Regions from separate parts of the Mus musculus genome. Here regions 1, 2, 3, 4, 5 and 7 are each linked to region 6. Evidence: chromatin loops called from intact Hi-C (ENCODE). Cell type or tissue: left cerebral cortex. All regions are shown on one strand. Links, peaks and the distances in the headings refer to the core of each region. The heading gives the core; the rest is flanking DNA.

Evidence for each region. Hi-C counts contacts between places; a loop is a spot of excess contacts. Peaks named below come from ENCODE experiments on the same cell type or tissue, not always from the same donor. Only the 100,000 strongest peaks of a DNase experiment are listed, where the experiment ranks them.
Region 1: a loop joins it to region 6, with 2.6 times the contacts of the local background. A loop is called at or near these places in 9 of 42 quality-filtered maps.
Region 2: a loop joins it to region 6, with 7 times the contacts of the local background. A loop is called at or near these places in 22 of 42 quality-filtered maps.
Region 3: it touches region 6 in a loop (2.9-fold over the local background); 3 of 42 quality-filtered maps call a loop at or near these places.
Region 4: a loop joins it to region 6, with 2.0 times the contacts of the local background. A loop is called at or near these places in 5 of 42 quality-filtered maps.
Region 5: a loop joins it to region 6, with 2.5 times the contacts of the local background. A loop is called at or near these places in 10 of 42 quality-filtered maps.
Region 7: it touches region 6 in a loop (1.9-fold over the local background); 3 of 42 quality-filtered maps call a loop at or near these places.

Annotation. Positions count from the first base shown.
Region 1 is chr14:72,561,404-72,565,895 of GRCm38, reverse strand. Fndc3a (fibronectin type III domain containing 3A) reads left to right here. Exons shown (of 26, transcript NM_207636.2): 15 at 1,152-1,290; 16 at 2,344-2,412; 17 at 4,180-4,298. Among named protein-coding and RNA genes, the nearest start is that of Gm30500, 72 kb to the right of the region's middle. In left cerebral cortex, for the core only: a CTCF peak has its summit at 2,011 (motif pointing right); no DNase peak of the experiment used is centred there.
Region 2 is chr14:72,706,119-72,710,610 of GRCm38, reverse strand. It overlaps Fndc3a (fibronectin type III domain containing 3A), which reads left to right and starts at 608. Exons shown (of 26, transcript NM_207636.2): 1 at 608-893. In left cerebral cortex, for the core only: no CTCF peak of the experiment used is centred there; DNase peaks (open chromatin) are centred at 573, 1,160, 1,828 and 3,892; H3K4me3 peaks cover 2,185 bases; H3K27ac peaks cover 1,001 bases.
Region 3 is chr14:72,598,025-72,602,516 of GRCm38, reverse strand. It overlaps Fndc3a (fibronectin type III domain containing 3A), which reads left to right. Exons shown (of 26, transcript NM_207636.2): 4 at 3,375-3,451. Among named protein-coding and RNA genes, the nearest start is that of Gm30500, 110 kb to the right of the region's middle. In left cerebral cortex, for the core only: a CTCF peak has its summit at 1,921; a DNase peak (open chromatin) is centred at 1,916; H3K4me3 peaks cover 1,058 bases; H3K27ac peaks cover 201 bases.
Region 4 is chr14:72,887,187-72,891,678 of GRCm38, reverse strand. No RefSeq gene overlaps it. Among named protein-coding and RNA genes, the nearest start is that of Gm41207, 20 kb to the right of the region's middle. In left cerebral cortex, for the core only: no CTCF peak of the experiment used is centred there; a DNase peak (open chromatin) is centred at 1,780.
Region 5 is chr14:72,573,993-72,578,484 of GRCm38, reverse strand. Fndc3a (fibronectin type III domain containing 3A) reads left to right here. Exons shown (of 26, transcript NM_207636.2): 8 at 3,805-3,962; 9 at 4,074-4,133. Among named protein-coding and RNA genes, the nearest start is that of Gm30500, 84 kb to the right of the region's middle. In left cerebral cortex, for the core only: a CTCF peak has its summit at 2,007 (motif pointing left); a DNase peak (open chromatin) is centred at 1,983.
Region 6 is chr14:72,981,151-72,985,642 of GRCm38, reverse strand. No RefSeq gene overlaps it. Among named protein-coding and RNA genes, the nearest start is that of Gm41208, 31 kb to the left of the region's middle. In left cerebral cortex, for the core only: a CTCF peak has its summit at 1,932 (motif pointing right); DNase peaks (open chromatin) are centred at 1,988 and 2,524; H3K4me3 peaks cover 638 bases; H3K27ac peaks cover 375 bases.
Region 7 is chr14:72,814,888-72,819,379 of GRCm38, reverse strand. No RefSeq gene overlaps it. Among named protein-coding and RNA genes, the nearest start is that of Gm35218, 9.5 kb to the right of the region's middle. In left cerebral cortex, for the core only: no CTCF peak of the experiment used is centred there; DNase peaks (open chromatin) are centred at 1,419, 1,728 and 2,247; H3K4me3 peaks cover 436 bases.

The DNA.
Region 1 (4,492 bases), core at 344-4,343, 420 kb after region 6:
TTCACAACCGGTTTCAACATTTTGTGGACCTATTACTAATACTGTGTAATGTGAGTACAGATACTAAAATATGAATGTTAAAACATACCCAAAATGATTATTAGCATCATGCCTTAGAAAGATTCTTCATATACTGTTAGTCATAATCCCTCAAAGGAGGTGGTATTTACCAGTTTCTTAGCTGCAAAATCATTCTCTGCCCTTTGTACCCATTGTATTCTGTACCAGGGTTCCACTCCTGTTTTAATGTCCATTGACAACCCTTGCCTGGGTCTGTTCTTGTTGTGACTGATGGTGCTAAGTGGTGATGCCTTACTTTATAATTCAACCTTGTGGCACTTGCTTGTTGGCAGTAGTGACGGATTGAAATTTTTCTATGGAAAGTTCTGGAACTCATCTTTCTTCCTATGGCATCACTCTAGGATATATTTTGGCTCTTAAATTTGCCCAGTACTTGAATTATTTAATAATTACAGTTAGTAGAAACAAACCTAAAATTATAGTGGGATGCTGAAAGTTACCTGGATGTGTGAGAGCAATGCAAAGACCCAAGAAAGTCAGACAGAGCACTGTCTTTGACTAGGTTCTCACAGGCCAGTTGTTACTTAGAATGCTGGAGTTACTAAAATTCTCATTCATAATTACATAGTTCATGACAAGGTGAAAATGTGGGCATCATTTCTAAAATCAAAATGACTCCCAGATTGAATTTTTTTTTTCATTTCTGTGTTAAAATCTATCTCATTTTTTTCCTTCCTGGAAATAAGTATTTGTTATCTTGTAGCTTCTGTTGGCTAGGAATCCAGGAACCAGTGGTTCAGATTTAAAGACTTCTGAAGTGGAATCATTTGAAAGGTGTTGACTTCCAAGTTCACTCACCTGGTTCCTCCCTGGGCCCTCAGATCTCACCACAGATACTTTCCCATAATATGCCTAGGGCATTTCTGCTGTACTCTTTACATCAGAGGAAACTATTGGGAATAACTTAGGGCTGTCAATTACAAGCACACTTAATGTGAAGACACACAGTTCTCCAACAGAGAGGACTTCTCAGTTTCAAAGTGTTTAGTCATTTCACTGAGCTTGTGTTTTGCTCACTGCTTGATTCAATGTGTTATCAGGTAATGAACATTAGATCTTTGTGTTCTCAGGTCATTGCTTATAACTCAGAAGGTAAAAGCAATCCTAGCGAAGTGGTGGAATTCAGTACCTGCCCTGATAAACCAGGAGTACCTGTGAAGCCTTCAGTTAAAGGGAAGATACACTCGCACGGCTTTAAAATTACTTGGGGTAAGATGTTCATTTTGTGTTTGATAAAAATAATTTAAATATGAACTTTTCTTTAAGACCAGCCTTGTGAAAATAAAACTGTACCTGTTGCTAGAAATTTTTCCCATTCATCCTTAGAAGAGAAGAAGAAAATCCATAAGCAACTAGTTCAAAACTCAAGTTCCTGTTTTGTGGATGTAAATGTCCAGATGGATAAATTATTGTTATTTTAAGCCATGCGCAGACAATGGCTCATCGTGTGTGTTGTTAGATGTTGTAGCACCTTCCTATGGGACAAAAGGCAGACTCACAGGAGTTGTTCAGAAGAAAGGGATACTGTTGATGGACACAGTATCTGTGGAAAGCTGTGCTCACAGATACTGACTAGGTTTGACACTAAAAGAACTAGGTGGGTGGGAGGGAGGCTGCTGTAAGAGGATAGACAGGGTCAGCTTCCTGTGAAAGAGAGATTGCTCAACATGGAGCCAGCAGCATTGCGTCATCTTGGCTCTCAAGTCAACAACAACAAAATGGAACATTTGCAGAACATCTGCCCACTTACATATGGGCAATCCTGCCTTGGAGACAGTTGAAAAAGTCACCATATGACAAGTACAAACTTCAAGTTCCCTTTGGAGCTACATGAATGGAATGTTGTGCAGCCACTAAAATTGTTATAGACTCAACTGTTTTTTGTTTTGTTTTGTTTTTAAGATTTATTTTTTATTATACATAAGTTCGCTGTAACTGACTTCAGACACGCCAGCAGAGGGCGTCAGATCTCATTATGGGTGGTTGTGAGCCTCCATGTGGTTGCTGGGATTTGAACTCAGTACCTCTAGGAAGAGCAGTCAGTGCCCTTACCCTCTGAGCCATCTCACCAGCCCCTAGAGTCAACTTTATATGGGTAGGTTCAGTAGGAAGACTGATATATTAATTGAAAAACGCTGACAGCAGAGTAGACAAAGGATGTGTGAATAGTAATTGTTTCAGGTAATTCTTTTCCCCCTATAACTATCTGTCTTTGTATTCTGTCTATTGGGATTTCCATAATACCACTTTTGTTTGTGATAGATCCACCAAAAGACAATGGAGGGGCACCCATCAATAAGTACGTGGTGGAGATGGCAGAAGGTTCTAATGGTAAGTATAGCCAGTACAGCTGATAGACATGTTCTGTTTGCTGACATAAACACAGTTTTGCTGCGCTGCAAATTGTCCTTGATTTGGTGATGGCAGGGGTGAGGGTGTTTGTGGCAGCTATGATTATGCCCATTATGATGCACTTCAGATAGTGACCTCTGGAAATACAGTGGGTCAAATGTCAGCCTCTATTATGTTTTCTTTCATTCTTTTTTTCATGTTTATATTGTTTAAACCTAGCATATCCAGACTCATTTTTAGATACTATATATTTAATGTTTTTATTAAAGAGTAGTTTATTAAGTAAGGCTTATACCCATGTGTACTAGAGGAAAACTAGTCTCTGGAGGTTAGCCCTAATTAAGGTTTTTATGACATATGAACTTTATGCTTGAGTCACCTGTTCATCAGATTTTATTTCTATAAAAGGCACGCTTACTGCAAAGAAAGGTCTTAAAATTATGATTAAATGTGTTATGATACTGATCCTTTATATTCTTTGTTATTACTGGGCCAGGAGACACATTTAATATGCTTAATTAAAAACAAATTACCAGTCTAAGCCAAAGATTGTACAGAGATATTTCAGTTCAACAAAGCCATTCAGATTTGTGTTGTAGACCACGTGCATAAAGAAAATTAAATCTTTTCCAGGAAACATAAAGTTAGGCTTGAATTGTTTCTGACAAGTTACATACACACTTTTTTTTGTTTTTGTTTTTTATTTCTTTTTTCTTTTTTTATTAGATATTTTCTTTATTTGCATTTCAAATATTACCCCCTTTCCTGGTTTCCCCTCTGAAAATTCCCTAAACCCTCTCCCCTCCCCCTGTTCCCCAACCCACCCACTCCCATTCCTGATCCTGGAATTCCCCTATACTGGGGCATCTCCCATTGATGACTGACTAGGCCATCCTCTGGCACAAATATAGCTAGAGCCACAAGTTCCACCATGTGTTTTCTTTGATTGGTGGTATAGTTCTAAGGAGCTCTAGGGGTACTGGTTAGTTCATATTGATGTTCCTTCTATGGGGCTTCAGCTCCCTGGGTATTTCTCTGGCTCCTTCATTGGGGACCTTGTGCTCCGTCCAATGGATGACAGTGAGCATCCACTTCTGTATTTGCCAGGCACTGGCAGAGCTATATCAGACTCCAGTCAGCAAGCTCTTGTTGGCATCTGCCTAGTGTCTGGGTTTGGTGGTGGTTTATGGGATGGATCCCCAGGTGGGGCAGTCTCTGGATGGTCTTTCCTTCAGACTCTGCTCTGAACTTCGTCTCTATAACTCCATCCATAGATATTTTGTCCCCCATTCTAAGAAGGAAGGAAGTATCCACACTTTGGTCTTCCTTCTTCTTGAGTTTCATGTGTTTTACAAATTTTATCTTGGGTATTCTAAATTTCTGGGCTAATATCCCCTTATCAGTGAGTGCATATCATGTGTGTTCTTTTGTGATTGGGTTACCTCACTCAGGATAATATTCTCCAGATCCATCCATTTGCCTAAGAATTTCATAAATTCATTGTTTTTAATAGCTGAGTAGAACTCCATTGTGTAAATGTACCACATTTTCTGTATCCATTCTTCTGTTGAGGGACATTTGGGTTCTTTCCAGCTTCTGGCTATTATAAATAAGGCTGCTATGAACATAGTGGAGCAGTTACATACACACTTAACTTAGTGAAGCCTGAGATGCCTACCCTCTCCAGAATACCACAATGTTAACCATTACTTCGGAGCTGATTGTACATAATTCTACACTTTTCAGGAAACAAATGGGATATGATCTACAGTGGCACTACCAGGGAACATCTTTGTGACCGGCTGACTCCAGGCTGCTATTACCGCTTACGGGTTTACTGCATTAGTGACGGAGGGCAGAGTGCGGTAATGCTTATATGTACATGTTTGTTCGTTAATTTGGACCACATGGAGCAGGATCAGCATTTCCTGCCCTCATTGGTGAAATGTGTGGACAAATCTGCAAGAGTAGTTTTTTTGTAACCTGGGTGACTATTGTTACACTTACCAGAATATTCTAACAGGTTATTTTACTCACAGTCTATATTTAGGTAAATCCT
Region 2 (4,492 bases), core at 257-4,256, 280 kb after region 6:
TTAAGGAAATTGTCGCCGCCTCCGCTTCGCTCTCCGCGGTGGCAGACGTCAAGGTAACGGGTTTCCACTAGATTCGGCTGGTCCGAGTCCAGAACCTTTAAGCTGTGCGTTTCTGAAAGACGTAAATCTGTTTCGTGGGTGCTAGAAAATGCCGGGGCTCTAACCGTCTGGGAGTGGGAAGGTCTGAGCCCACTTCGGGGCGCTTCCCCGTCCGGGGCTTGCCTCTAAAAGCACCTGCCGGCATCCTAAGTTCTGGGGCTTGCCGAGAGGGGCTGACACGGTTCGTCTCTGGGGGCGGTGGGTGGGGGGCGCTTTCTAAACTGCATTCGGAATGGCGTGTGGGGCCCCGGATACGTCAATCATCCGCACAGTTCCCGGGCTCTGGGAGAGCGGCACCGGAGCTCGCATGCCACACACACTTGCGGGCCCGGGAAGCCTCGGCTTGCGGGGCGGCGGGCGAGCGGGTTCGGGTGCGCGCGCTCGAGCTCGTGTGTGTGTGTGTGTGTGTGTGTGCGCGCGCGGGGGCTCCGGGTCCAGGCGGCCGGGGGCGCCGTCGGCGGGGCTCGCGCAGCCGCACTGGGCGCGCCGACTCCGGGCTCCTCCTCCCGGCTCCGTAGTAATCATGGCGGCGGCGGCATTCGCGGTCCCTCGGGTGAAACAGAAAGCGGGAGCTACGCGGAGAGGGAGCGAAGAGCGGGGCTGAGGCGGCGGCGCCGTCACTGCCGGGAAACACCCCTCCCCAACAACCCCCCTCCACAGCAGTCAGCGCAGCGGCGGCCGCGGGAGCCCCGGCCCACCGCCAAGCGAGTGAGAGGACGAGCCGGAGCCTCGCAGGAGAGACGCCCGGGGTGGGGGATCCGCCTTCCTTCGCTTCGGAGCGGCGGGATTCGGAGGTGAGAGCCGGCAGGGGGACGCCGGAGCCCGCGTCGGGGAAACCGTTAGGCTGGGGCTGCGGGCCGCGCCGCCGGAGGGCTGAGCCCGTCGGGGAGGGCGGGCGGACGGGCGACGCCCCCACGCGAGGCCGCGCCGTCCGCGGGGTGACGGACCCGGGACGCGGCGGGGACGTGCGCGACACCTGCCGGGGCTCGGCGACAGCGGAGCGCTGCCTGCGCACCTGAGGGTTAAATCCTCGAAAACACGCCCTTCGGGTCTGCGCCCGCCTGCCTGGCCGCCCGGGCGGCCGCCGCAGCCGGTGCCTGGCGGCTCCTCTTCCCCAGGTAAGGCAACCACCTGTTCGGTCGGTGGCGAGGAGGAAGGGAGGCTGCGGTGCTCGCCCAGCTCGGCAGCCTGCGTGGGTGAACTTTTGACACGACTCTGGGAAAGGGCGGCACGCGCTGGGTGAAGGAAAAGGAGCGAGTAATTTCGACGTCAGATCGCTAGCGCTTGCTGCTTTTACCGTGTGTGATAGGTAATTGTAGTTTTATTAAACTATCACCTTTCATAAAAAGCATTGGGGGGTATTCGTGTGTGTGTGTGTGTGTGTGTGTGTGTGAGAGAGAGAGAGAGAGAGAGAGAGAGAGAGAGAGAGAGAGGGAGGGAGAGAGAGAGAGAGATTGCTGAGGGTGCTAAGGATGGTGAGCTAGAGATTATTTATTTTAGTGAGACTGTAAGTTCCTTTGGGCACCTTCTCGGCTGTCCGTCTACTAACTGACAGTGGCAGGCGGACAAGGCTTTCCCTCTTTTTGTATTATAATCTTGAAGTGCTCACGGGTAGACTTTAAAAAACACCGAGCCACATAATGATGTTGCTGCATCCTATTGTGGTCTGTTTCAGTTCTTGAAACCCAAGTTTGTGCGTGTTGTAAGAAGCAAATAAGCATCGCCTCTCAGCCTCTTGGCTAAGATGAGTTGTAAGAATGAAAGAGCAGTTGAAGCTTTTCTGTAATATTTGAATCACTATGCTTTTGCCAGTATCAGTACGAAACATATGCCAGTCAAAACCGAGCCATATGTCAGACAGAAGCAAATTGAGATTTCTGGCTCATATCCCGTGTTTAGATAAATATTTAGTTTGTGTGTATTTGCGGAGTGTGTAATTCTTGTCATCTCGGAAATGTTGTTTAAGTCACCTAAAAATGTTCCAGAGAGATGACCCCCCTGCCTTCTTAACATTTTCTTGTTTAAATTGATTTTTTTTTTCTCAACTAATGAGATCAGTTACCCATGGAGACAGGTGTTGGGCCTATTGGAAAGCAATGATAAGGTCTTTTAAAACATGGCTTTTCGTTGGGTTTTTAAAAAAATTTAGTCCTCTTGTAATTTACCACTAATAACATCCTCTGAAGGGAGGAGAGAAGATAAGGGGATAGGGAGAAAAATCTTGTTTAGGTTTTACGTTTAAAAATTTTAGCATTTTCATATTAAATTTCTCTGTGTTGTTTTATCTTCATAGATCCTCTCCAGGCTTGCTTTGTAGGTTAAGTGGGACGTTTTTCTCTCAGGCTGCTTCCCTTTGGCCACCTGTATGCCTCTGCCTTAACTCTTTCCTTTTCCCCTTCTGTCTGAATCCTCGTCACCAGTGGTCAGGAAAAAGAAACTCATGCTTAATTAACACTAGCCTCAGGGAAGCATGATTGTAAGGGGAATTTTCTTCTCCCAAATTAATGGTGTGCATTTGAAAACACAGATTTTGTGTGTGTGTATGTGTGTGTGTGATGTGTCATCATTTCCTCTTCATGTAATTGAGAGATGATTTATTTTACCATACATTTAATGATTCCTTTTTACATCTCTATATTTCTATAAATTGAATACAAATGAAGAAAAAAATTCTCTGCTTTCCTTGTCTAGTGAGATGTAGGCTGAGAGATTCTGGAAAACACAGGAGAAAAATAAAGAATATTGTAATGGATATTGTCTTTTAGCTTGACTTCAGTAAAAGACATTTAATTTATGATTTGTTCAGCCATAGCTTAGACTCATATGTAATATTTCTACTTGAAAATATTTATATTTTTGGCATATATATGGCTTATTCATCTTATATTTTGCCTGTAGTGTTAAAATATCATTTGATGATGTAAACAAAATAGGTATTTCAAAGCAAAACATTCTTACTGCATTTTTTTTTCATGAAAATGAGTTTTGGGTTTGTCTTGGTTCATGATATAAGGACGCGCATATGATTTCCAAGTTTATTAGCCTGGTATTGATAAGCAATTCGTTGGTTTTTGTTGTTAAATGCTATCTCTAAAACAAGAATTACTAAAATAAGTTCTGAGTGTTTAAAAAAAAGTCAGCTTTAGAATTCTGTCCATTGAGTCCTATAGTACTTTAGTTGATCACTTTGGTACAACATGTGTATCAAGAGTGCCTTATTACAAAGAAATTGATGACCCACAGAGATAAAGGGCACATTTTGTTCTTTTACATGTATTGTGAGTGTTTATCCTGTTTAATCCTCTAGTCTTTATTTCAGAGTTCTTTTTATATCAGTATCCTTAACCTTCTCTCCAACTGGTTGGGTTTTGTTTGCCTTAATGTATACTGTGTACATTTGCCATGCGGCCTCTGGGCTACCAGTAACTTCTTTGTGAGTTTCATCTTCTGATGATCCCCATCCCCTATCAACCACTCCCAAGCTTTAGGCTAGTTTTCTGCACAAGATAGCTGCTGCACGATAGTGCTTGGGAGGAGATGGCTTAGACTCAGAGAATGATGAGCTTTTATTTAAAGTAAGGGATACAAAAGCAGTGGGATGTGTTCCTTCAAGTAATTTACAAATTATCTGAGAAGTGTACAATAACAAAGGAGACCATTAACAAAAACTTAGCACAATATCTTTAAAGTGTGTAGCATCCACTGTGACTGAAAGTGCTGTGAAGGAGGGCTACAACCGTCTGGGCATTTGGAGTGAGTCCAACTTGAAATTTAGGAAGAGTTTCTGTGTCAGAGGAAAACTCATTCCAAAAGAGAGTGACAGGCAGAGTTGGAGGTAGTAGTGAGAGGAGAGGTTCTGGAGCATCCAAGGACAAGTGTGAAGAAAAAGAAGATCAGGCAGAGGTTGGAGCTAGGCCCCATGAGGTGTGAAGAGTCAAGTAGGAAGAAGCCCTGGAGAAGAAAGTTTGCTTGTCATCAGCAGGAACTTGGCTATGAAAGTAATACAGAACCATATACCACTTTGTTTTGTTTTCACCATTTTTAGTTAGCATACAAAAAATAGAATTTGACATGACATTCTCACGCATATGTATCATTTACTGGGCTCATTTTTCTTCCCCACTACCATCTTTGGACCCTCTTCCTTGCTAATTGCGGGTCTCCATTTCCCCCAAATGCCTTTTCTGCTTTCATTGTGTGTGTGTGTGTGTGTGTGTGTGTGTGTGTGTGTGTGTGTGTGTGTGTCTGGGTGTATGTATATATATGTGTGTGAGTGTGGGGGGGTGAGTGCACATATTTCTGTATATTCCATTACCCTCTCCTGCTCCCACCTCCCTCTCACTTAATACCCCTCCCAGTCACACTTATGCTTTTATGCCATATACAGAGATTA
Region 3 (4,492 bases), core at 227-4,226, 380 kb after region 6:
CGATAGGTTTAGTTTATGTTAGGTAAAATGAACTAGGTATAAATCATTGATGGTACCTTTAAGAATTGGGATGGGAAGTTTTTCATATTTAAGGCAAATGACAAACAGAATTGTACCCACTTTTGCAGATTTTAAAAATAAGTAGGCCCTTAACAGTAATGTAATCACTCTGCTTTGGGGTAGCTTTTGCCTAAAGCTTGTCAATTCTGAAGGAGCTGTTAGGTGTAGCTACAGTTGTTCAGGTACAGCTTTCTTGTGCCAGGTGGACATGTTATGTACTCCTATAACAGGTTTGCTTCTTCCCTGGACACAGTCTGCTTTGCTGCATACAAATTTAAGACAGTTTGCAGTTAATTTTCTAGAACTTTCTGAGTTAGAAAGTACTGTTGGACCTGAGAGGTAGTCAGGCATTGTGTCAGTGAGTGTCCAGGGTTTAGAGTTTGATGCAGGACAAGCAACATGGTGCTGCCAGCATTGTGGATCTGAATATCAGTACTTGTGTTTACTGTCTATGTATTGGGGGTGTGGCAGGTTTGTGTTCAGTGTTGAATATATCCCACCATTATTTTAGATAAATGTACATAGCACTGATAAATTATCTTTTTAAAATCTAACTGTGTGGCATTTCTGCCTCCGAACTAGAAAATTTACTTAAGTAGTCAAAGTGATCACGTCATAAAGGAGTCCTTTGTGAAACTAAATGATGACTTGTTCCAGCAGCTATCAAAGTAAACTGTGAGCTGAGTCCAGTGGCACATGTCTGTAATCCTAGCATTGTGGAGGCTGAGATGGGAGTGTGGGTGCATCGCCTGAAAGTTACTGCTCTAATAGCCACAGAGAAACAGAACACCGGGTTTAGTTGTTCTGCTTTGAAGATGCCTGTCTGCTTTCTTTCATTTCCACATCATCTTCATCAATCTCTGTCTGGCATTAATGACTTGACACAAGGTTCAGCATGGCAGTGGGTGCAAAGAGCCTGCAGTCTAAGCTTAGTACATAGAGCTCAGTAAAGTTTCCTTGACTAAGTAAACAAATGCAATTTTCAATAAAATCTCTAGTTCTCAGCCAATTTCCACATTTTATAAATAATATCTAGGGCGGATCTTACAATTTAGAAGGCTAGTTTACTGGTTTATGTGAATTAGTTAATGAATAAAGTGACCATTAGTGTACAACTGTTCCCCTTTCTCCAGAGAGCAGAAATGTATTTTGAATGAAGCCTTTCTAAATAGAGATTTTAAAGAGGATCTCACAAATGCTGTTTAGCAAATTAATAGGTAGCATTTACTTAAATTTAGAATTGTGGTCCTGCTTTCTGTTATGTTTTTCAAGGAAATAAAAACAAAGGTAGACTTAATTTCCTTAAAGACAAGATCTAATGACTCATGGCAGTTACTGACAGTGAGAAGCATTTCAATGTTCATGTGATGTATATCCTAAGAAATGAAACTGTTAGCTTTTAAATTCCAACTGAACCACTTGAGCAAAGTTAAGTTCCCTCTGCCTCATTTTCTCTCCGGAAAATGGGTAATGTTAAATTTAGTTGCTTGATTAAATGATTATGAAGAGAAAAAGTACATTTAAAACGTGGCTTATAGTATTAGTGTTCATGAATTATGATTAAGATAATACTTAGAGGGGCTGGAGGGGTGACTCAGGACTTAAAAGCACTTGTTGCTCTTACAGAAGACCTGGGTTCAGTTTCTAGCATCCACATGGTGCCTCACAAGCATCCATAACTCCAGTCCCGGAGATCCAACACTCTCTTCTGACCTTCACAGGCACCAGACACATAGATAAGCACACATGAAGGCAAAACACTCACGTAAAACATAGTTTTAAGGTAATAGTCAGAAGACCTTCATTTACTTGGAGGTTGTGCTGTTACTTAGCTGTAGAGCACTTGCTGGCCAGGCCTGAGCACTGCAGCTCCGTGCATTTTCCAGGTTTCTTTTGGACAAGTGTGTAGGTGGCACAGTGTACTGCAGAAGTCTGCACTCGCTCTGCTTACTTTCTAGTAACCACCTCGGCCTGTTCTTGCTCTCTGTCCTTCCATCTCTACCTTCTTCCCTTCTGCATTCCCTCCTTTTCGCTATTTAATGTTTCCTCCCTTCCTGCTTCTCTCTTGTCTTTCTTCTCTTCCTCTTCTCCCTCCCCTTTCTTTTCAGTTCCCCTTATTTGCCATGATTTAGTACTTTTATTCTCGAAGCCCAGTATCTTAACGTTTTCCGTTCTCTTTCTTCAAGGCCCCCATCCATCGCCCCAGGTAGCTCTGATCTCCCCTCCTCCTCCCTAGAAAAGCTGGAATCTGGATTTTCTGGGACCTCCTTGTTTTTCTTTCAGTCACAGTGGCCCTGACCAGTGATACCATTCACTTCACCAGCAGATTCTCTGCATGTAAAAGAGGTCATTCCCCACTCCCCAACATTTTTTTTTACCAGATCTGTTGATCTTTCAAATGATTATAAACTGGAGCAAATGAAATACTGCAGTCTAAAGTTACTGGGAGAAAAAAGATCCAAATGAGATATTTTTCTAAAAAATTATTTAAAACAAGTGATGTTTTGTTCTAGAAAGAATAAAACTTCAAGAGTACTTATTTTATTCTTAGAAAGTTGAAGAGAGAATAAGATCACATTTATAAAGGTTATCTGGAAAGATGATACCATAAAAGTAAAAGACAGAGTGCAAATGAAGTTCACATTGTTTAGAATATATTCAGGGAAAGCAACCTTTTCTCAGAGGAATGCACATGTACATTCCTCCAACTGTACTTAGCCCACAGACAGGACCCCTCTACACTGTACAAGTCTTTACCCTTAAGAAGCCCTCAAAGACCTTACTATTCCTCCTCTCACTACTCCCCCTTCTGCCTTTGAGTTTGTGTGTGTGGTGGTGGTGGGGGTTCATTTTCTATTTCTAATTGATTTTTATTTTTAAATACAAAGTTCAGTTTGATTTTCCTAGTTGCACAATCATTAGAGTCACGTGGGGTATTTGTACAGTAAATAATGATTTGAGATTATAAACTGACTATGTTGGAAAGCCTGTAAATCTTAGGTTTTAAGTGATAACCATAAGTATAAAAACTGAGCAAGTTTGAGAACTGTAGCTGTACTTAACGATAATACATATACTTCATAAAGTAAATGTTACATAAAAACTCACATGTGTTATTATATATAACTTATATTAAAGTGTTACATAAAACATAAAGTAAATGGTATATAAAAACTCAGAAATGTTCATTTCTTTCCACCGTATAAGATTACAGCCACTATTAGCTTAATGTTCAGCTTAGGTGAAGTAATCATATTGTTCTGCGCCTTCCTAAGCACTGATGGATTATTGCATCATTTCTGTAACCCATTCAGGTCCTGCTCAGGTTCCAATGATGTCCCCAAATGGTTCCGTGCCTCCTATTTATGTGCCTCCTGGATATGCCCCACAGGTATGCGTTTTGTGTTTTATTTCGCTGTGTGTGTGTGTGTGTGTGTATGTGTAGATAGTTAATAGGTAGGTAGGTAGGTAGGTAGGTACTTTCCTTGACATTGATTCTGGTGAAAATATGCTGTGAAAGGTCTGGATATTATCCAGAGGAGTATCTTCAGTAAATCCATTTTAAATATTTTACTATATTTGTAAAGGAGGGAAGAAAATATTGGTAGTATTCACCACTCAGAGTTACCTTTGGGCACTAAATTCCAAAAGAAATTTTAGTGTTTTGTCTCCTTGAATATGCAAATTGTGTAACTAAGTTAAATTGCTTCCATGGAGCTCTTTAGATGATTGACTTTTTAAGTAAGCCAGGCTAGTGCTTCCAGCCTTGTTTCATAGAACTGTCTTCAGGTACTTCCAGTAATCAATTGGACACATTGTGGGAATAGAATTTGTTTCCATGTCTCCTTCTAACCCAGGCTGACCTCAGACTTAGTCTTCCTGCCTCCTGAGAGGCTGGATTGCATATGTTTGATGCTGTACCTGCCTCTTATACAAGAGCACTTAAGACTGCAGGCCTGAAGCTGGGCGGTGGTGGCACACGCCTTTAATCCCAGCACTTGAGAGGCAGAGGCAGACAGATTTCTGAGTTCGAGGCTAGCCTGGTCTACAAAGTGAGTTCCAGGATAGAGAAACCCTGTCTCAAAAAAAAAAAAGAAAAAAAAAAGAAAATAAAAGAAAAAGAAAAAAAGACTGCAGGCCCGAGACTGAGGAGATGAGGAGATCACTGTAATCCACACTGAAGCCCCTCCTGCAACGCTGAGGACTGACGGATATCATTGCTGTCTACACTGTAGCCATTCCCTGCAGCCCTGAGACTGAGATCAGTGCCATCTGTACCATAATTGCCAATTTGAAGAATTAAGTATAGCTAGGTCAGATACACAGGCAAATGAAATTAAATTATAGAACTGAGGTGCTCAGTGTTTTCCACTACTGGGATTCTTTGTGCTCAGTGCTTGTTGAATCAAGTCCCTATTAGGGAATACTCATA
Region 4 (4,492 bases), core at 168-4,167, 94 kb after region 6:
CTGAGCAAGCCAGGGGAGGCAAGCCAGTAAAGAACATCCCTCCATGGCCTCTGCATCAGCTCCTGCTTCCTGACCTGCTTGAGTTCCAGTCCTGACTTCCTTTGGTGATGAACAGCAGTATGGAAGTGTAAGCCGAATAAACCCTTTCCTCCCCAACTTGCTTCTTGGTCATGATGTTTGTGCAGGAATAGAAACCCTGACTAAGACAGGGAGTATGTACAACTGAAATAAAGATGGCTCTGAAACCCTTGCCTTTATGTATCTTAAAAAAAACAAAGGTTCCCACCTTCCCTCCAGTGAATGGCATGATCCCTACACTATAACATTTATAGAAAAGGAGCTGGCTGGAAAGTCAAACTGAATCTTTTGTAGCTGGTGGTGTGAGGGGGTAAAGCAAACAGAGACATGGATCACACCAGTGGTTCCATTTTCCTGGACTACCATGTCATTAGCATGCAAGCATGACTGGGAAGTTTCTGCCTTAAATCTTCTTTTGAGCTCCTTCTTTCTCCTTCTCCTTCTCCTTCTCCTTCTCCTTCTCCTTCTCCTTCTCCTTCTCCTTCTCCTTCTCCTTCTCCTTCTCCTTCTCCTTCTCCTTCTCTTTCTTCTCCTCCTCTTCCTCCTCCTCCTTCCTCTTTTCTTCTTCCTCTTCCTCCTCCTCTTCTTTGTCTTCTTCTTCTGACTTGAGAGGTTGTGTTTATATATTTATGCATACATATATGAAACTAATAATCATAAAGAGAGGATCAATTTGAAAAGGAGTGAGGAAAACATGGGAAGGATTGAAGGAGGGGGCATAGTTAGGACTGAAGGAAGGAAAGGGAAGAAAGGAAGTAATCTAATTATATTTTAATTACAAAAATTTAATATAAAACTAATATATAGATGGATTTAAGATTCAAAGCATGCAGAAGTATCCAACAGTTTGGACATGATCACAGGACTTATCTGTGGTTACTGTCTTCAGTCCTAATGTATGTACTCTCTTTAAACCATTCAAGTTGGGCTCTTCTTCCTTCTACTATATTGAAATTCTTTTAGGGAAAGATACCTAGGCCTCCATCTTGCGTAGTTAAGTGGCTTTTAAAAACATCTCAACGTCATTAGAAATAATAAATCTCTCCTTTCTTCACAAACGTTGGCTTTGTTTTGCCCACTTCCATCTGTCCACTGTGTAAGACAATAACAAAGAGCCAGCTAGTCACCTGAGCTCCTACTGCCCTTACCGAGCAATGGGAGCTTGCTTTCTGGTTTCCCATTCTCTCTGACACCTTTCATGTGGGGATGTGTCTGTCAGTCCATCTTGAGGTTTCTTCTCTAAAACACTTCCTGACTGGCTTCCCCCTGTGCCTTGGCTTCAGTTGTCTGTTTTGTGATGTGTTAAATCTTGATTGTCAGCCTAATGGGATTTAGAATCTCCATGTTAACAGCTCTGTGCGGGCCTGTTAGGGAGCCTCTAGGTTGGGTTGAAATGGGAAGACCCCTAAATGTGGAGAGCGCCATTCCATGGATTGGGGTCCTGGACTGGAGAGAGAGAGAGAGAGAGAGAGAGAGAGAGAGCAAGCGAGAGAGAAAGAGCTGGGTGCCAGCATTCATTTCTCTCAGCTTCCTTACAGCAGATCCAATGAGACCAGTCACCTCAAGCTCCTGTTGCCATCTCCTTCCTGACATAATGCACTATATCCTTAAACTTTGAACACAAATGTATTCTTCCTGCCATGAGCATCTTCAGGAAGTGGGTGTGTGATGGAGACTGCAGGAAACGACACAGAAAGATCTCTCCGTTTAAGTGCCTGATGTGCTTCTCTTGGCCTCTCTGGTAACACGTTGCTCTGAGTCATAGCAGGGATGGGAAAGAGAGGTAATTTTAGCTTCCGTTTGGCTATTTTCAATTAAGAGCCAAGAACAAAGCGGAGTTGAAGCCTCTTTTCCATGTTAGAGTGCATGGAAGCCCACCATTTTCTACTCCTAGTCACCTCCTCAGGGAAAGGTGTGCCTTGCTTCCCTGGAGCCAGAGGAAGGTACTGTGACTAAAAGCTTAATCATTCCCCCCCCCCCCCCTGTCCTTTAGAGTGGCCAAAGGCAGTTGCTTTCTTGGGAGGAGAGATTTCAATGCCCTTGTTGGAAAAAAAAAAATCATGATTTACCACTGACGGCCGCAAGCTCCTTGTGTTAGGTTAAAAACATATGTTTCAACTCACAATGCCCAAATCATGTCTTAGACTTTCTCTATCCAGAGGAACCAATGCTATTTCCAACTGAGCATAGACATGCCTATAACACAAATATCATACATTTCAAGATAATGAGTTTTAGTTTCTTTCCCCAAAAGGACCAAGGAACTTGGCTATCGATTATATATTATATTATGCTTGTAATATAATATATAGTATATATGATTATATATGTGTGATTTATATATATATGTTCTATATATTATATAATATATATTATAATCAACTCCTGGTTGTTGATTATATATGATGATATATGTTGATTATATATGATAATCCCAGAGGCTTTAGAGCTGATGCCCTTTGATATCAAAAGGAAGTCATGAGATTCAACAAATGACCTGGATTGTACGGTGTGTGTGTGTGTGTGTGTGTGTGTGTGTGCATGTATGTATGTGTGTGCATGTATGTGTACATGTTTGTGTGTGTCTGTTTGTATGTGTGCATGTATGTGTCTCTGTGTGTATAGTGTGTGTATGCATCTATGTGTGTGTGCATTTATGTGTGTCTCTCTTATGTTTGTGTATGTGTCTGTATGTATGTGTCCCTGTGTGTATGTGTGTGACTGTATGTGTGCATGTGTGTGTGTCTGTGTGTATGTGTGTGTATAGTGTGTGTATGCATGTATGTGTGTGTGTGCATGTATGTGTGTCTCTCTTGTGTTTGTGTATGTGTGTATGTGTGTCTCTCTGTGTGTATGTGTGTGTGCACAGAGTGGAGAGCATAGTATAACCTCCCATGTCATTCCTCAGGAACACTGATTACCTTTTTTTTCATTGGCTTGGAACTCACTAAGTCGGGAGGCCAGCTGGCCAGCTGGTGCCAGGGCCCCACCTGCTTCCCCAGTGTTGAGTTTTCATGTCCGCACTACCACACCTGGATTTGTACATGGTTCTGGGAGCTGAATTCAGGTCTTGGTGGTTACAAGCAATCATTTTATTGACTGAGACTTTTAACAACAGGGTACATAGTGCTGAGTGTGCACCAAAGTGGTGACAATCAGAGTCAGTGGCCTCTGGTTGCTTCAAAAGATGGTCAAGGCTGCTGTAGGTAACAAAGGGTGCTGTAGGCCAAGTCAAGACCAAAGCCCAACCATGGAAAAGTAGCTACTTCTTCTTTTTTTTTTTTGGCATTGTCTTCCTTCAGCTCTGAGCTAGACAGTCCATCATTTTTCTTCATGTAATAATGCTCAGCAGCTTGACCTATGAATGTAGAAGTGACAGAGTAAATGGGATGATTCTGTATGGTCATCGATCTTTTCCACAAGCAGCCGTGACCTCCGGCTTAAGAGATATTTTTCAAACCATACCTCTGGCTGGAAATGGGTTTAAAGGTTTATTTTGAAGAGAATGGATGCCAACTGTCCAGCTTGGCTTTCTAATCTTTTCATCTCACACCAGCCTTCGAGGCTGTCTGAGGCTTAAGAGGTGTGTGGGGCTAACATGACCGAGGAACCAGCCGAACGGTTTTGTTGTGGCTTTCTTTTCAGACAATCCCCCAATGTTGCACCCGCATTCTCAGGTTCCTGTTCCGGACTTGCTAGCCGCGCTGCTCCTTACCGGATGTCTCCATCCTCCTGCAGCAGCCTGGCCACGTCTCTCTTGAGCTCATTTGTATTAGTCTCTGACCAGAACCCCCGTGGCTCACCTTTCATCCCTGCTGACCCTCTCATCTGAGAGGTGCTCGTTTTCTCAGCCTATCTCCCACGGCACTTTCTGTCACTGTTCTGAGAAGTCTCTCCACACTGGCTTCCTAAAGAGCACTCTAATCTACATGCCACAAGTCACTTACCACTTGATAATCCACCACAAATTACCACACACTGACATAGAGTTTTTCTGTTTTTTTTTTCTTCCTAAACTCGTTTTTATTTGGAACAATTTAAGATTCACAGAAAAGTTGTGAAAATGACAGAGTTCCTACATACCCCTAATCCAGTTTTGGTTTTCCCTAAGGGTATATTAGTCAAAACTAGGAAACAAAAATAGTATATTACTATTTTCTAAATTCCAAACCTAATTTGGATTTTGCTTTTTAACGAAAACATCCCTTGTTGTTTGGGGACCCCAGGCTCTGCCACACTGTGTTGCAGTCATCCCTGCTGCGTTGGGTCATCTGCCCTTCTGGCCCTGGTTTTAGAGTTGCCCCATATTGACTTTGACAGTTTCAAGAAACACCGGTCAGATGTTTCGTAGCGCAGCACTGGGTCTGGCTTAGTCTGTTGTTTTTCTTCTGATAAGATCGTGTTTCAGGATTTA
Region 5 (4,492 bases), core at 232-4,231, 410 kb after region 6:
GACAGGTGTGCATGTTTTGCCTGCTTTTGAGAGCAGTGAAAATCGAATGAGATGAACATGAAAGCATATTGTATTTCTAAAGTAGCATACAAGAGGAAACAGTTCCATCCAGTTTCTAAATTAGCTGAAAGACATCCTAAGGAGCACTTGAATGGGTTGCTTTGCCAGCAATACTTAAAAGATAGTTTATCTTACTTTCAAAACCTTTCCGTCTTTTTTGTCTAAAATGAAAATGACATAGAATGAGAGACCATGTGTGCTTTTCATACATGCCCAGTGGACACTTGTTATCTGAGTAGCTGCAGTTTCAGGCTCATCTCTGACTCCTCCTTTACCTTCAGTTCTCCAGCAGTTAGCAGGACTGAATATTTGAGACCTGTGCTTCCCTGCCCTATCCCTGACACATGCACATCACTCCTCACACACGAATTTTAGAGTAGTTGTGTGTAGGTCCACTTTTGTTTCTTTTAGATAACCTTTTTATAATTTACCTGGCCCCAATAACACAAACAGCCTTCTAAAGCATTGTTTCTACTACGTTCTTTCTTGTTAATTGCCAAGCTGCAGTTGTCATTTCTGCTCACTTAGTATTTTCAGGACTTTCATAGCTGCCTACTAGTCTCCTGTAACCCTTGCTCGCTTGCTCTCGAGCGTATACACATACACACACACACACACACACCTACCTGGTTCTTATGAGAGTGAAATTACCAGGTTTTCCTTAAAAGTTAGTTTTCTGTATAAACTTAGGAGTTAAATCACTCCCGAATTAATCACCTACTCTCCTGCCTTAGGAGATCTAGATTAGATTTTTCCTAACCCTTCAGGATCTGTTAAAGCAGTAGGCATGGTGGTGTGGTGGCATGGGGCCTGCCTACAGTCTCAGCACCTGGGAGGCCTAGGCAAGGAGAAGCTTGAGTTCCAGAACACCTGGTCCAAGTGTATGACAAGACGTTGTGTTTTATATTACAAAAACAACAACAAAAAATTCTTTTTGAAATGAACTTCTCAGATGATTTTCTATTGCTCACTCCAAGTAAGCATTTCTCAAATGGCTTACTTAATTTGGATATATATGTAAGAATAAGAGTCTAGCTTTTTAATAAAAGTAGAGAGCAAACATTTTTCTGTAACAAAGGGCTGCAAAAAGAGTCTGCCCTAAATTTCTCTTAGCTGTATTTGCCAAGCTGAACATAGTCCTGGAAAGGTCTGTGTAGGTGATAGTTAGAAACAGAGCTCGGCTTCTCCTTTAGATAAATAGTGTTTAGGTAACAGTACTTCCCAGTGCTGTTCTTAGTTTTGATAAGAAGTGCATGGCTATATAACATCTTAAGCTTAGGGTTGAGTCCAGTGAAAGAAGCAGGAAAGAATTCAGTATTGGCCAAGCAAGTTTTCTTCTCATGATTTCCTACTTAATGCTTTCCTACTGCCTGTCTTTGTGAAGTGCAGTAATGAACCACAGGCCTAATAGGTAGATGGATTTCAGAAGGCCGATCAATGCCAGTTAGTCTAGCTCCATAACCACCTCCTTAGTCCTGTTGACCTTGGCATTCTGTGGGGTCAAGACACCTAATGGGATGTGCATGAGCACACACATGCATGTGACAGGAACAGTGTGCTTATGTTTAAACAAAAACAAAAGTCTGTCCCATCTACCAGCTAATAGCCAGATAGACACTGTTTAATGTAGAGTCATTTTAAGTCCATTGAAGAATTTATGACAGCATTACAGTAAGTAAACTTTTGTGTTCCCCTAACTTCACAAAAGCAGAAAATATGCAATTTGGAAGTTATTCAGGCTTGGAGAACTTTCAAAAAGAAAGTTATATTCACAATTAGGCTTGTTTTTGCTGTGATGTGGTTTAATTTTACATTTGGAAACAATAAGAATATATATGAGGGACTGGAGAGTTGACTCAGCGGTTAGGAGCACTGACTGCTCTTTCAGAAGTCCTGAGTTTCAATTCCCAGTGGCTCAGAACCATATGTAATGGGATCTGATGCCCTCTTCTGGTGTGCCTGAGAGAGTGACAGTGTACTCATATACATGAAATGAATTAATTAATTAATGTGTATACACACACACACACACACACACACACACACATATATATATAATCTTTTACATTGTATTCATCCCATGCGTTCCTAAGTGTGCTTGCCTTGATACTCATGTGACAGTCGAAGGGTACTGTGAAGTCAGGCCTCTCCTTCCACATTTATGTAGGTTCTGGTCACAAACTTGGGGTACAAAGCTTACATACCAAGTGCCTTTACCCTCAGAGCCATCTCGCCAGCCCCATTCCTGTGCTAATCTTTAGACTATGTCTAATTCCTATACCACTTTCTCTTTCATTAGGCCACTGCTATAAGAGAAACATACTCTTTCTCAGAATTATCCAATAAGAGTGTGCATGTATAAAGCAATTAAAACCTCTTGTGTTTTTTCCTCTTACAACTCCTCTTCTACATATGAACAGAAAACAAACACCAAAAGGCAGCAGTAAGTTTACTTGTATAGTACATTTCAGGCGTCTTTGAGCACTTAGTATTTAACAAACTACTATAAACTACCACCCAGCTTTTCTTTTTTCCATACCCTTAGGTATCACCAATATATTAATGAAACTTTTATCATTCTTTTCTCATTCTTTTTAAATACATGAATAGGGATGCTTTAAGAGGCAGCACCAGTATTAGAGGCCAGCACCTGTGTTTCCAGCTTGCTGCCATCAGTCATGCTGCAGTGAACATCTTGAAGTGAGTGTACTTGTGCACTTTTGCAGTTTGTAGGGTAGTGTCCTGAGAGAAGAAAATACTGAAGTGAAATTCTTAAATCTAAAAGTAAATACAGTCTGGCATGGAAGTATACAGGTTTATAATCCCAGAACTGAGGAGGCTGAGGCTGGGAACTCACATTCTGGTTTAGCCTTGCCTGTATTGTGAGACCTGAGATAGGTAGACAGACAGACAGACAGACAGACAGACAGATAGGCTGACCATAGATAGATAGATAGATAGATAGACCGACCTGAGATAGGTAGACAGACAGACAGATAGGCTGACCATAGATAGATAGATAGATAGATAGACAGACAGGCTGACCATAGACAGACAGACAGACAGACAGACAGACAGAGACAGGAAGGTAAATAAGTAGAACAAACTACTTGTTTCCCAAATAGCCCTGAGACAGAGGAGGGATAAGGGAAGGAAGGAGGAAGGAAGACACTACTTGTTTCCCAAATAGCCCTGAGCAAGGGCTGTAACAGCATACATTCCTATTCTCATTCTACATGCCCATTTCTCTGGACCCTCAACATACTAATCCTTAGCTTTTTCATATTCTCCTGTCTAGTGGTTAGAGCAGTGTCTCATTGTAACAGCTGCCTTTTAACTGTGCTTACACCTACAGTCTTTAATGTGTGGTGCATTTGTGGTTTGTCTCCTTGAAACATTAATGCCCTTCGTTCATTTTCTTTTAATCCATTTTATTTCCTTCCTGTTATATACTTGGTGAATATAAAATGAACGCTCAGATAAGTTTAAAAGTTACTTTCACCCATCGTTTAATGTGGCACTGTACAGCCTGGAATGGACCACATCAATCTTTCTATTTTGTCTGCCTTTCATCTTCACAACAAATTCATCTCCCCTGGACATAGAGCATCCTGCTGTGAGCTGTTTGGGGTAGTTTAGGCTGCTACTGCTTTGTGCAGTTCTGTGCCCACAGAGAGCTCACTACTCATTGTGCATGTGCATTTGATTCATAGTGCTTTCACCTGTTGCCATTTTGTTTCCTAGGCCTCAGACATTCAGGCAAGGACTGTCCTGCTCACCTGGTCGCCACCATCCAGCTTCATTAACGGCGAAGTGAACGAGACAGCTGTACCAGAGCTCTTCAATTATGAAGTCCTGGTTTCCAGCACTGGGAAGGAAGGGAAATACAGAAGTGTTTATATGTAGGTGTTTTCTGGTCCTGCTCTTCTATGTTACATGGGTTAACAGTTTGTGATAAAGGGCTTATTGCCAATTATATTATGTATTCTTTTTTTTTTTTTTTCCTTTTTCAGAGGAGAAGAAACAAGTGTCACTTTAAATGATCTCAAACCAGCCACAGATTACCATGCAAAGTAAGGACTGTGTACCCTTGCTTCCATGTGACAAGCACTGCAGAGGGCGAGAGTCATTAATGATTGCCTTTAAAATCTAGAATTATTATCATTTCTCAAAATCATCCACAACACTTAAAAATATTTAACTCAAATGTAAGTGGTACAGTAAGGGAAAGAGCTAATTACCCTGTCAGATGAAGGGTTAGAAGGACTCTGTAGAGGATCTGCAATATTTGCTTTAGCACTTCCAGCTTGCCCTAGCTTCTGAGGTGTTTATACACAGAATCATAAACAATGCTTGCTTCACTCTGATGTGTAGTAATCTGCATCATGTTTTTGGAGGGACCTTGGGATTTTAAGGATCTCAGAATTCCACA
Region 6 (4,492 bases), core at 254-4,253:
CTGTTCTTCCAGACTCCTCAGCAATGTACACAGTAACCTGCCCTGAATGTGACCACTGTCAGCAAGATTTAGTGATTCCCCATTGTAGTAGCTTACTAGAAATGTTTAAAGGAAGGAATGCCACGACCATTGAAGGAGAATTTCTCTTTGAGGAGATACAAGGGGGATTTGGTTAAAAGACATAACATGAACTTCAGAGGAAGTTCTCACCAGGCTGAGATCCAATTCTAGGTTAACTATTTCAACCTGAATCAAAGGGGAAATGCTGGCAAGGCTAACAAAGAAGTTTAAAGTGCCCTCAGGTTCCGGAGGAAGTTGGACAGTTAGGCTGGTACTTTGCAGAGAGTACAGAAATGATCAAGTAACCAGCCAGCAGAATGTGAGGTATGTGCTGCGGGCCTGTCTTCGTGGTTCTTATAATTTGGCAAAATGGCTTTTTGGATCAGTGAAGCTGTAACATTGGGAGATAGCTGGGCGATGAGAATGAAAATGTGCCCCGCCCAGTCAGATACTTTAACAAAGATTCCTCCCCCACTCCTGTCCCTTTGCATTGTGTTTAGAAGATACCACCAACATTCAGCAGGAGACCCTAGCCCTTAGTCTATACCCAATGGGACAGTAATTCATCCTCTACAGTTTTAAGTTATGCACATGATACTATGAGGTTCTGAGGGATGGGTGAGCCTAGAGCTATGACACACAGCCAACCAGACTTCCCACCATAGTCCAGGACAGCATTCCATGCATATTCTAGGTCTCCAAGGGAAGAAAGGCTCTTCACCTTTTCTTTTTTAATTAATTAATTAAATTAATTAATTAATTAATTAATTTATTTTTTCCTCACCTCTTCTACAGGAGTCTCCCCTGTAAAACAGTGCTCTTTAAAATGGGTTGATAGCCATCATCCTTCTAGGAATTGAGACAAAGTCAGTGTCCAAACAGACCATCATCTTGGTCTTGGCTTGAAGCTAGTTAGTCATGTGACTTGTGTCCCAGAATGACCTTCTGGGTCCTGGGATGTCTTATGGGCTGCTTATTCTTCATGGAGGGTCTTGACAGAGCCCCTTTCTTTCTTGGGCCTTCCTAATTTCCATTTATCTCATAGGAATAATTGGTCCCCTCTCCAGGGGATCAAACCTGTTTGCTCCACATGACTCTTAGCTCTAGGAGCTCATCTCAGTGTAGCATCAACGCACACAAAAACTTCTTGTTTTGCTTTTCTTTGTCCTCTCCTCGAGTATATAAGTCCTTCATAAAAGGAAGGCAGCCAGCAGAGATCACATCGGACCAATGGGGCCAATCCTGGGACTTCATAGATGTTTGGAAGATGAGCCGATGCTGGAATCACGAAGGAACACAGACGCAAAGAGCATCCATTATGATGGGAAGAGTCAAGAACATGCCGATGTCAGGTAGCTTGGTTAGAATTCCAGTCCTGTCCCTTGTCAGTTAAATGACTTTAGACTCTTCTAAACCTTAATTATCTCACTTGCAGAATAACAACCACAGCAACGATAGCAGCCTAGAAAGATAATTACTTTGATATTATTGCAGATACGTCAGGACTGAAATGCAGTAAATGGGATAGTGTAATTATTTAGACTAGAGTTTGGCACATTCTAAAGGCTGAGCTAATATTAACAATACTCTCACCCCCTTGGTGTCAGCCTAATTCTTTCTCTGCTGGGGTACATTTTGAAGAAAAGAACTATTACTACATTTGGAAAAATTCTACAATTCTTATTTGAGAACGATAACATGGAATTTCTTTCCAAAGCAGCCACCAGTATCTCCGAATCATGTGGAGTCATTTACAAAGATGAATAAATATTTATCGCGCTGACATTGGCATGACTCCCAGCGTCAGAGGGTCTCATTACCAGGAATGTTTATGAATGGCTTCTCCCGAGCCATGTTTTACCGGCATAAAACTCACCACTAGGTGGCAGCTGAGAGAGAGTCCCCGGAAGTGAAGGCAAACACACCCTTTTGGCAGCTGCATCCGAGGCTTTGCTGTTCATACCCAAACAACTGACTCACCCAGTGAGCAGCGTCAGCCTGGAAAATGACAGGCACTGATTTCAACGGCCAGTGAAATATAACATCCCTGGGGCCAGAGCAGAAAGACAGATCTGGAAGCCTGAGAGCAATTTCCACGGAAATAAGAGAATTAGGGCTGCTGACAAATGAAGACACAAAAGCTTATAAACTACTTAAGTCTTTATGATAAATCACGTCCCTAGATAAAGAAGACTCGTATAGTCACGATTCTCCCGTGCACAAAAGCCTACGGTGACCATGATGGGTTTCGCAATTAGTAATGGGTGGGCGGGTAGGAAGGAACAATAACCTGGTGTTAGAATTTCTAGGGAGAACTAAGCAAATAGCACTCATCACACTTTCTCTGTTCATAACACCGACTAGGGAAAGAGACTGTCAGTGCAGTGTGACTATTGATGATATGCAGAGGACAGAGGGCATAGCACCGCAGGAGAGCTGAACAACAGCGGTAACATTTCCTTAAGCACTGACTCTGCAGAACCCTGTCTGCCTTCCACGCTGTCTCTCTCACCCTGCCAACTCCACTGCCTGGCAGCGGTGATTCATATCCCCATTTGACAACCAGGGAATTGGAGGCTTTCAGAGATTAACTTGCCTAAAGCTGGAGTTCGATTCCATATCCAAGATTCAAATCTCTGCAGTCTACCAGAGCTATGGTAACAGGAAGAAATCCAAGGTGGTCAGCAGGATTTGTGCACGTGTCCCAGCCTTCTTTGCTTCATCTCCTCCTGTACGTTTTGATGCTCTAATTAAGCTGCAGTGGGGCAGCATTATGGGCTGGCCTGAAGGCTACCAGTGCCGAGGTTGCACAGAAGATGGGGGCACCAGAGGATAAATAACAGTGCCCTTTTATTATCTTGAGGGTGCCTCCTCAAAATAAGAGGGCCATTGTAATTTCTTGTACTCCAAGGATTTGTGTGTGCCCCCTTGGCCACTAGTCACCATGACACATTTGCCCTTTCAATTCAACCTAGACTTTGGCTTCTGTGCCAAACATACTGGCAGAGGTCTACACGGTCTCTTCAGACCCAGAGGATGCTGTAAGAATCACCACCAAGTACTTTTCTTCTGACACTTCACCTGTTTGTTGACCTGACATTCCCCAAAGATCCAAGCTGACCCTCCAACCCCTTATTTTGTCCCTGGCTCCTCATTTCTGCCCAGTGCTAGGTGCAAAAGGGTGCTCATGAATGAAAAGATTCTTAGATTAGATATCTTTTCATTCTGTTTGCTTTCAGGGAAGATGGAGGGGAACTCCAAGCCATGTAATTTGTATTTAAAGCAGGAGCAGGCTCTTGAAGTACTGGCTTCAGGTCACAACCCTTGGGAGCTGACCCATGAGCTCTGAGACAGGATAAAAGTCTGGGATACACTTACCGTTGCTGAAGCTGTTCAAAGAACAGTGTGGGATATTACCTTCTCAGCTTGCTCAGGGGCCTGTGGCTGCTCACCTGGAAGTCCCTGTGTATATAAAGGTGACATGAAGAGAGGACTCCCTCCCACACAGACCACCACTACCACACACACAGGTACCATTGCAGTATTTCCTCCAGTGCTAAGCAATAGCTAGAATTTCCCCTAAGAGGGTGACAGCCCACACAGGTTTGCATTGGCCACAATAAACTTCCAGGCCATTTGTTTTCCTGTGATGTCATGACTCCAGCTTGCCCTAGCTCTTCCAAACCTTCACAAACATGGATGCACTCATTTCCAAACCCACACGGATACAGTGTTATAGTGTCAACACCACGCTCAGAACAATGGCTTAGAGTCCTCTACAGGTACAAAGTCCTGCAGCAAGCTCGTCTCATTGCAACCAGCATTTGCCCTCTGCCGAGATCCCTCCCCGTGCCCTCCTCTGTCCCCCATCTCATGCTTCCTACAAAGGCAAAGCAAAATGCACATTTTCATTCCTGTGTCTCTAGAGGTCTCAAATGAATATTGTCGATAGATTTTTCTGCTTCTAGGAAGCCAGAGGGAATAAAATAGCACGGTAAACGCCAGCTCTCTGTCACCCAGCTTTATCACATGTTAACCTTTTGGTGTATTGTCCTAGATTAGAGTTGTGGTTGAGGATTCCTGTGGGGAGTGGGAGAGCTACAGTCCACCTCTCTCTCTCTCCCTCTCCCCCTCTCTCTCCCTCCCCCCTCTCTCTCCCTCCCCCCTCTCTCCCTGTCCCCCTCTCTCTCTCCCTCGCCCCCTCTCTCCCTTTCTATTTTATTGTTACTAATTGCCAGAAGTCTCTAACTCCTGTTTCAGTGTTGATTTCTGCCACCCCCAAGGCTTTAAAATATTGGCTACTTAGATATGGAATCATAAATAGATACAACATTTCACTTAACTATTCTAACATAGAAATGAATCCTCCTATCTTTATGATTAGGTAAATTTTATCCACTCAGTGATATGACTGTTGGGAATTCAGAATATT
Region 7 (4,492 bases), core at 143-4,142, 170 kb after region 6:
ACAACTGTCAAGAGAAGAAAAGAAAAGAAGAGAAGAGAAGAAGAGAAAAGAAAAGAAAAGAAAAGAAAAGAAAAGAAAAGAAAGGAAAAGAAAAGAAACGAAACGAAACAAAACTAGAACCACAGCTTGGCTCCTGCTTTCACTCATCATGCCTATGGTGTGCAATGTAGGTAAATGTGGATGGCCCAATAGACAGGCTCATATACAGAACGAGAGTGGTCCTTAGAGTAGGTTTCTCTGGCATGCGTATAACAGCCTGGGCTCCCCTCTCACTTGCAAGGTTTGTAGTTACAAATAACACAAATATAGTCCTATATACCATGTGACTAAATCTTTTAAAGCTAAAAGCAACCTTAAAAATGGTAAATAAAATTTTATCCAACCCTAGAAAATTAAGAACATCCCATAGTTGTAAACTCGGGTTCAACTTTAGAGTTCTTAGACTTCGTAGCAGCTCACACTGAAATGTAAGGGGTTAGAGAGATGCCTCAGTGGTTGAAAGCACTTGCTGCTCTTCCAGAGGACCGGGATTTGATTCTCAGCATCCACCTAGTGGCTCACAACTGTCTATAACTCCAGTTCTAGGACATCTGATCCTCTCTTTGGCTTCTGCGGGTACCAAGGATGTGTAGGGTGCACATCCGTGTGTGCATGTGAAGCACCCATCACATACAAAATTGAAATATAGACCATATCTGAGAAGACCTGGTGCCGCATGACCTGGGCAGGGCACAGAGCTCCAGAGACAACTCCAGGCACCTAGAGGTCCCAGGAAAGCCATACACACTTACACAGTAGTGGCATGGACATTAGTGGAGTAACCAAACACTTTCTGACTGGACTTAAGACCTGACCCACAAGATGAAATACCTTGGCACTGTTGTTGGACTAAGAACCTGTAGCCAGATAGCTCACAGACTCCAGGGGAGAAACTACTATTATTCTGCTAAATAGATATAGTATTAAATTAACTCCTAATGGTCATACCCATAGACAAATACACCTCTCAGTTCTCATCCCCAGAGAAGCTTCTATGTGTGTTAGACAGTGATTAAAACAGAGATCCACCGGGCCAAACGACAGAGGATAAGAGACTGAAGTATCTGGCCCTAAATGGGACATTTGTGTCACATTCTCACCTCCCAAGGCTCATGGGGCCAAAATATTGTAAAAGCCAGAAGTGGCAGATGAGTACAATAAAACTGTCCTCTGAACACAACAGGGCAGCTCTACATCTGCCCTCAGAACAGCCGTGACAGCATGCACAGCCCAGGTCACACTGTGCATAGAAAGGAGAGCGGGGTACAAAGTCCCACCTCTAGCCAAGGAGCTACTGGCAATTGGTAGTTGCTGGGGGATGTAGAGTCTGTTCTCTTTAAGAGTGGTGCATCTGGCAAGTTGTTCCAGCAGAAGGCTGCACATCCAAGACTATGTAGGCAGCACAGCCTGGAAGTAATGTTTTCTAAAAACAAGGAAAGGAAAGGGAAAGCATGCAAAGTTGGGTGGGTAGGGAAGGAGGGGTGGATGTGGGAGGAGTGGCGGGGCTGACCATGATGAGAGCGCCCAGCAAGGAATTCTCAAAAAATTAAGTAAAGAAAGAAAACGCTAAATCTAGGTCTTCCTGTCTGTTTCTCAGGCGTGCCCCCTTTCATGCCGTTCTAAGAACCTCACAATTTCTAGTGTATCAAGTATAAGTTATTCACGTTTACTAAAGTAGCAGGTGTGATGTCGCCTCTCCTCGGCAACAAGAGAGTTGAGGATGTGACTGATCCCTCAATGCAACCAACAAGCAAACGGTTAAGTCTCAGATCGTGGCTGGGAAACAACTCTCTTGGGTTCTGTGTTTTCCACCCCTGCTCACCTCCTCCTCCAGGTGTCTTACTTTCCTTTCGTTCACTTCGGAAATAAACGTTTCCTGGTGGGTAATTATAAAGGAAAAAAAAATTAGAAATGTGATCAGAAATTAGATAAAACCCATAATTTTCCCCCTTCTTTTTGTTTTTGTCTTCTTTCTCCCCGTCCCTTAAACAGGTAGCTGTTACGAAGACTGATGTAGCATTTATGAAATTCGGGAGAGGAAAATATTGCATAAAAAAGTCAGAATGTTTAGTAGTGAGGAACAATCACAGTTTGTACCTATGCTTGCTAGAAAGAACATAAAGGATTCCTAATCCTGAAGTCACCATTAATCCCGGCTGAAGCCTCCCTTGCAGCTGCCTTTATTCCTCCACTAAGAGCTCCCGAGGGTTCTAGCTACTCCGTTGCTGTGGCGACCACTGCAGCCACTTGCTCATTTCAGCTAAAAAACATATTCAAGTTGTCAGACCATGCCACCAGCTGAGCTTGGCTCAGAACAGTAAGGTCGCTGACATTGTCTTCTCAAAACAGCCTATCAATCAAGCACACTGCTGTAAGAGAAAGTTCAGACGGTGTTGCTGTCCAATATAAGAGCCGCTGGGGTCTCAGGGCATGGCAACGGCCTCGGCCATCTCATTTAGAGCCGAAACCTCAATTTTACAGCCAGAAGGTTGGTTCTGGTGGGGTACGTAGAGACAATTGAATGCTGGGGGGTGTGGGTTAAACTCACAAAATAATAATATAAGGAACAGAATGCCTGTTTGTTATTTTTATTAAAATGTGATCAGTGATTCTAGGATTTCCATGTACAATGGACAGCAAGTGATTTGTGTAACATTCTGCACTCCCCCACCCACAAAAAAAGCAGATATGAATTGGATGTTAGCGTCTGACAACCAATGTTAGGGAGGTAAATCAGGCTGCTTTGGTGGCTGTTTTCCTGCAGTCTCGCAATTCGATTTCAAGCATTTTCTAAGTTCATTGCAGTACATTTGCCTGTACAAATCATTGTTCTCAAAATAGGGCAAACAGAGAGAAAAAAAAAAATAACTATCTTGGATGCATCCTGAGATAGTTCGCTGTTTGTGTTAACTTAGCTTTAGGTGTCCTCGGCGTTTCAGGTCGCCATTTAGCAGCTGTTGTTTAAAATGTGTTCCACACAGGCATCCGCTTAGCTTTTGCTAGTATAGTCTGTGTTCAGTTTTGGAGAATCCCGTATGAAGTACAGAGAACACTTTAATACTTTAGATTTTAAAAGAAGAATCCAGAGAACATTAAAGGGGGAAGAAAAAGACTGATAGTATGAGTTTGATAAAGTGATCTCTAATGAGAGATGTGGTTTTAAATATGTCATCAGATTCTACTATGTGCTCAGAGATAAACGACAGGCAGCATTTGCAATAATCATCCTGAAAAGGAAGGTGCCATGAGTGATGTCTCTCGCTTGGTGGTCCTGTCGAGTCCCAAGCTTGAGTAGGGGCAGGACCAGTGGATGTTATGTGATAATGCTCCCATGATTGGGTTAATTAAAAGTGGAAGTGTCCTGGTAGGCCTGCTTAAGCTGCTGAGCCCCTTGCAAGAAAGTAAAGAGGCAAGGACATGACCCATCTGCCAAAGAATATATAGTCAACATGATATAAAAAATAAGATTCTTGCCCCGGGATAATGGCTCAGTCAGGAAAGTGTTTGTCATGTATATATAAGGCCAGAGTTTAATCTCCAGAACTCACACAAAAACATAACAAAATAAAAAATGAGAAATAAATTAAAAAGCCTGGTGGTCAACACTTGTAATCTAAGGTCTAGGAAGGCAGAGACAGGAGGGTCCTTGGGAGTCACTGTCAGCTAGCCTAGCCTGATTGAAACCCCCAGGCTCTAACTCATCTCTCAACCCAAAGTAGATGGTTTCTGAGGAACAACACCAAGATTATACTCTGGCCTTCACATGTCTGTGCACAAACATACATGTGTACCTATACACACACAAACACAAATGTGTACCTGTATACATACAAATATACACACTAAAAAAATGTAAGAATTGCATTTGTCACTTGAAAAGAAGCACAGAATATCTGGTTTCTCTGAAAACAGCATACTCCCTTACCAAAATGATTAGATGTGGAGGAGATTTGTGTCTTAATATAGGGTTGTATGTTTATGAATGAGCCCAGATAGTACATCATGGTATATAGAATTTTGCTACCTGTTACAGCCATTCTTGATAAGTAAAACCTATTCAGACAAGGAAGAGAAATAAGAAAGTTTCTGAGAATGAGACATATTTCACTCTAAATATTTACATGTGTATGACTATAATAAAAACATTATGGGGAAATGTTTTAGTCCTCTCTTCAGGGCTGGATCCTTCTCTTCTTGCTTTTCTTCCCCTTCCTTCCTTCCTTCCTTCCTTCCTTCTTTCCTTCCTTCCTTCCTTCCTTCCTTCCTTCCTCCCTCCCTCCCTCCCTCCCTCCCTCTCTCCCTCCCTCTCTCCCTCCCTCCCCCCCCCTCTCTCTCTGAGACAGGCCCTTTCTACATAGTCCTGGCTGTCTTGGAACCCACTATATAGACCAGGCTGGACTTGAACTTACAGAGATCTGCTTGTCTCTGCTTCCCAAGTGCTATCTAGAATTCA